2 separate regions of the Homo sapiens genome follow, and region 1 is linked to region 2. The links are chromatin loops, found by intact Hi-C in ENCODE. Cell type or tissue: K562. All regions are shown on one strand. Each heading gives the region's core, and the rest is flanking DNA. Links, peaks and the distances in the headings are about the cores only. Region 1 has its middle 7.6 kb from the start of P4HA2-AS1. Region 2 has its middle 24 kb from the start of CSF2.

What was found. A loop is a pair of places that touch in the nucleus more often than their neighbours do. Peaks named below come from ENCODE experiments on the same cell type or tissue, not always from the same donor. Only the 100,000 strongest peaks of a DNase experiment are listed, where the experiment ranks them.
Region 1: it touches region 2 in a loop (4-fold over the local background); 5 of 110 quality-filtered maps call a loop at or near these places.

What each region holds. Positions count from the first base shown.
Region 1 is chr5:132,175,775-132,178,702 of GRCh38, reverse strand. No RefSeq gene overlaps it. Among named protein-coding and RNA genes, the nearest start is that of P4HA2-AS1, 7.6 kb to the left of the region's middle. RefSeq lists enhancers at 1,409-1,468, 2,129-2,208. In K562, for the core only: a CTCF peak has its summit at 1,500; DNase peaks (open chromatin) are centred at 822 and 1,512; H3K4me3 peaks cover 466 bases.
Region 2 is chr5:132,096,671-132,099,598 of GRCh38, reverse strand. No RefSeq gene overlaps it. Among named protein-coding and RNA genes, the nearest start is that of CSF2, 24 kb to the right of the region's middle. RefSeq lists an enhancer at 1,129-1,423. In K562, for the core only: no CTCF peak of the experiment used is centred there; a DNase peak (open chromatin) is centred at 1,238.

The sequences.
Region 1 (2,928 bases), core at 108-2,607, 79 kb before region 2:
TTTTGTACTTTGGTGTGTAATGAAATAGCCAAGCAACACTTTTCTCTTTTTCTGAACTTGCTGAGGAAAAAGGAAAAAAGGGATCCAAATCTATCTGTCTTGGAGCAAAGATGACAGAATTGCAGGCAGTGACATGATCAAATGTGCTGAGGACAGGAGCAAACCACGCACACCCTGGAGTATCCCTGTAAGGCATAAATACCAGCTTCCTATTCCCTTTTGGAGTATGTCCTTTTGGTTTTCCTGGGAGGTTGCATTCCCCAATTTGTAGATTGTTTCTCCCTCTGAAAATAGTTTTTTTTCCCTTTTCTTCCTCTGTGCATCTCATGGTCTTTTGTTAACATTTCAAAGAGAGTTTCTGATTAACTGTGGGTTGCATGTTTCACAGTCCAAATAGCCTTAGCCTGGTCAGAGACCAGGGCCTGCTTCAGATAATTTACGAAGTTGTTGCTATTAAGAGTGTAACCTGGCTGGGTGCAGTAGCTCACGCCTGTAATCCTAGTACTTTGGGAGGCCGAGGTGGGTGGATCACTTGAGGCCAGGAGTTTGAGACCAACCTGACCAACATGGTGAAATCCCGTCTCTACTAAAAATACAAAAAAATTAGCCAGGCGTGGTGGCACACTTCTGTGATTCCAGTGACTTGAGAGGCTGAGGCAGGAGAATTGCTTGAACCTAGGAGTTGGAGGTTGCAGTGAGCCAAGGTTGCGCTACTGCACTCCAGCCTGGGCGACAGAGTGAGACTCTCTTGGGGGAAAAAAAAAGAGTGTAATCTGCTCCCCTCCAGCTGGACGGGAATACAGATAAGGTTTTGAGGCCTGGTGCCTTGTAGGAGCCCTGAGTGATCAGGCAGTCGTAGAAGTGCATGAGGTGCCAGGGGTTTCCTTCCAGCAGAACTTGCCTTCTTTATTTGTTGGGCCAGTGACTTCTCAGTTCCAGAGTTATTGCCTTGATGGTCCATGAGTGCTGTTTTGAGATTGACCCCCACTCTCTCTTGAATGAAATATATTTCATCTCTTTTCTTCTTGTATTGATATGTTAATATTTATTTTTTAATAAAGGTGAGATCTAAGGAGACATTATCCACTTTGTTTAAACCCTTCTCTTGGCTGCCATGATCCAACTATCTTCTGGTTTTTCTTCTATCTCTGCCTACAACTTCTCAATACCGTAGTCTCCTGTGGCCCTCCTTTCCCAATCCTCAGTTATGGCTCAGAGTTTCTTTATAGCCATTTTTTTTTTCTCTGAAGGCTCATGACTTCCAAATACTTGATATTCCAAATACTTGATATCAGTATATTGATATTGATAACTCTTGAGTCTTTAATTCTAGCTTTTATTACTTTCCAACTTCCAGCTCCAGCTCTACTTAGATGGCCCGCAAGTTCTTCCATTTTAATAGATCCCTAACCAGGTTCATTATACTTCCCTTAAATGGTTCCTATTTCTGTTTTACTTATCTTTGCAAATGGCAAAAATGACTGATCATTCTCCTAGCCTCAGCTAGGAGGCGATTCTCTCTTCTTTCTTCACTGTTCTTGATAACTATTCATGTGAACTTCCTTTTTCACTTTGCTTGGTATTTTTCCCCCACTGTTCCAGGAAATTGGTAACTCGTTTCTATTTTGCTCTTAATCTTTAGAGCAACCTTAGAGTTTAGGTATATAGTTCCCATTTTACTCATGAGAAAACAGGCTTACTTTTAAAATTATTAATTACACAAAGAAAATGTACATGCATGTTACCTCTAAGCAAATTTAGGCAAAACAGAAATAGAATAAAATATTACAGTGCCCCCTCCCTCCCATTACTCTCCTATGTCTTTAGCAGTGGTTCTCAGCTGGGGAGATTTTGTCCCCTAGGGCAGTGGTCCCCAGACATTTTGGCACCAGGGACAGTTTCATGGAAGACAATTTTTCCATGGACGGGGGTTGGTGGGGGATGCTTTCAGAATGAAACTGTTCCACCTTAGATCATCAGGCATTACACTCTCATAAGGAGCATGCAACCTACATCCCTCGCATGTGCATGCATAGTTCACAGTGGAGTTTGCGCTGCTATGAGAAGTTAATGTTGCAGCTGATCTGACAGGAGGCAGAGTTCAGGCAGTAATGCTCACTCGCCTGCTGCTCACCTGCTGTGCAGCCCGGTTGCTAACAGGCCACTGACCGGTACTGATTTGCAGCCTGGGCATTGGGGACCTCTTCCCTAGGAGATATTTGACAAGGTCTGGAGACAATTTTGATTGCCTTGACTTAGGGGATACTACTGGAATAAAACTACCTATTGGGCACTAAAATATATATATATAAATATATATAATATATAAAAATATATATAAATATATATGTAATATATAAAAATATATAAAAATATATATAATATATAAATATATATAAATATATATAATATATAAAAATATATATAAATATATATAATATATAAAAATATATATAAATATATAAAATATATAAAAATATATAAAAATATATATAAATATATAATATATAAAAATATATATAAAAATATATATAATATATATAAATATATATAATATATAAAAATATATAAATATATAATATATAAATATATACAATATATAAATATACAATATATAAATATATAAATATATAATATATAATATATATTATATATAATATATATATTATATATTATATATATTATATATTATATATAATATATAATATATATTATATATAATATATAATTTATATTTTTAAATATATATTTTAAATATGTTTAATATATATTATATATTTTAAATATATATAATATATATTAATATATATTTTAAATATATAATATATATTATTTAATATATAATATATATTTATTATATTAAATTATATTAAATATATATTAATTATATTAATATATATTTAATATATTAATATATATTTAATATAT
Region 2 (2,928 bases), core at 165-2,664:
GGGGAAGATTAGGAGTTCACTTTAGCACACATAAAATGGGATAATTATACTTCACAGGCTGTAGTGAGGGTTAAATATGATAATATATGAAAGGTCTTAGTACTAGCAAGCTCTTAGTAAATGTCACTTTCCCTTTTTCTTTCTCAAAGAGGTGGTGAAGCATGAACAGCTGGGGTCCCCAAACCAATTTGACTAATTGCCTTTCTGTAGAAGTAATGTGCCAATCAGATGCCAAGACAGCCTCCTCCCTGTGGTTTTCTCACTCTTCAGGAAACTTTCACTGTTGCTAACAGGGTCTTTAGATTTGTCAAAGGTTTCTCGGTGATGTTGACACACTGATGTGATGATGAGTTTCTGCATCGGGGCACTGTGGCGCCCAGACAGCCTCCATCTATGTGCTCACCGTTTCCATATCAGTCACTCTGCTGGTGTCACATGAGCAAGAGGCATGATCTCTTCAGCAGAACAGTTTGGTTCTACAGACACACACCGACATCCATATCACTCCTTGTCCCCCCACCCCCAGGTTGTTATGGGACTGTTGAAAAATTACTTACCTGTGAGGTAGGTACTATTATTCCCATTTTATAGATGAAGAACAAAGGTTCAGAGAGGCTTGTTATATGAATTAAGTGAATGAGTATATGCAAAAATGCTTAGTACCACTGTGCCTAGAACTTAGTAAATGCTTGAGAAAGGTTAACCATTGTTAATAAATGTTAATCATTGTCAGTAGTTCAAGAAAGGAAGGATTTTCTCCAAAACTACACTTTTGTTATAAAAGACAGTAGGCTGACTTAACATTAGGTCACAACTTTATCTTAGCTATTTGAATCATTTGATTCTGAATAATATTGTTGGCATGTGGCACATTACAATTTTTAAATGAACAAAACAAAAAAGGTTATAGTCTGTATAGTAGAAGCATTTTCATACAGGGAATAATTGGATATACTTGACTTTATGGATGAGAAAATCCAGGTACCTGGAAGGATGCTACCCAAGGGCCATCTTTGGATATGGGATGCTCTTTACTTGTTTGAATTTTTAACAGTAAACTTAAATCATTCTTAGGACAATAGGCTAGTTTGTAAAGATGTCTCTGAAATGTCCGGTAAGATTTGTGTGGTACCTGTGTGATTAACTGTTTTCAGTGGTTACATTGCTTTATCTGAGGGGCCACCTGACTGTGCTGACACCATGATGGACAGCCCAAGTCAGGGTGCATGAGATAGTGAGGCCTAGCAAAACAGATTCCTTAGAAGTGCCCAAACTTCCCTCTTCAGCTGAGGTTGGTGACTGCTCAGACCCAGAGCCGTGCACATGCTTAGTCATTTGATCACTGTCTGAGAAAGCCTTCTCTCTGGGTAGAAACGTAAGAACAACTTGAGGTTTGTAGTATCCCTCTCAAGCTTGTCCAATCCACGGCCTGTGGGCCACATGCGGCCCAGGACAGCTTTGAATGTGGCCCAACACAAATTCATAAACTTTCTTAAAATATTATGAGACTTTTTTCTTTTAAGCTCATCAGCTATCATTAGTGTATTTTATGTGTGGCCCAAGACAATTCTTCTTCCATTGGGGCCTGGGGAAGCCAAAAGATTGGACACCCCTGCTCTATACACTGGTTGGTGGTGAGTGAGGGCTCAGGTAAACATGAGACATCTTTGACAGCTTCAGGATAACAAAATCTCTAGGTCCAGAAGTTCTACTTGCAGGCCTCCTGTAGAACTGGCATATATGAGAACAGGAATCTCATCTTTATTCTGTTTAAATCCTGGAGATTTGATTCATGGCACCTGCCAGTGTGGACATTTGCATGTGAATCTCAGATACACTGGCTTCATTAGCCTGTAAAACAGTTCAAGAGACAGGCCAAGTTCCCAAATGGTCTCTCAAGAAAGCTATAAAATTGTGCAGAAGCAAAACATTTGAGTACCTGCCTTTCAGCCATGATGTTTTCTATATTGGAAGCCTAGTATCATCCTGATTCAACATTTTCCTGGGCTCATTCTTAGAGTCCAGGGCAGCCCAGTTTGAAAATGGCATAATTCTCATACTCTCTGACCATTGGGGTCCCACTACCGGGTACCAAACTGTGAGGGGGTATATTACTGGATGTGTCACAGACATCCACCCTGCCCCACACCACTGAGATTTGCTGATTGGAGTGACTTTAATGGATAATTTCTGCCCCAACACTGAATGCTCACACAAGGCCCTTGACTCTTCCCTGGTATTCCCATTTATGCTTCAATTGTCCTTGCTTCCATTTCTGCCCCCTTCACCTTGGCATCCCCAGCCCTCTGCTTTGATATCTTTGTGGCTTGGATGCTGAGTGGAGAGGAGAGCTCTCTTTGGTGGTGAGCAGGAGATGACTAGTGGACCTCTGATGACAATTGACTCTCTCTCCTCCTGGCAGCCGCCTTCCCTCGGCTCTACCACTACCACTGTTCAAACATTGCTCTCTGCTCTCCCCATGGCCAGGAGCTCAAAAGCTGCTACAGACCAGGAGGATTCCAGCTTGGACACCTTATGACCAATGAGCTACAACTTCAGTGGGCATCATCTGGGCATCAGCTTGGATTATGACCAGGTCAAGGTGCTGAGTGCCAGGCAGTCAACAAGCAACTGCTGTGGCGTCCACCTGTCAAAGTTCTGTCAGTTCAAGATGCAAGAGCACCAGGTTGAAGGGCACTTGCTGCATGTCAAGTTCAGTTCTTTTTATGATTAGAGTCAGAGTTCCCTGCAAGTGAGAACAGAGCCCAGCTAGACCTGGCCCCAGGGCTCCCTTGCTGTCTGTTCCCTCTTCCTTCTGGATACTTCTGGCCCTGTCCCAGGGCATTTGACAGGGGCCTCCAAGTACCTAGGCCAACTGAGGAGCAGAGGTAGAGGTGTTGAAAAGCCTCCACCTGCCAAGACCTTGAG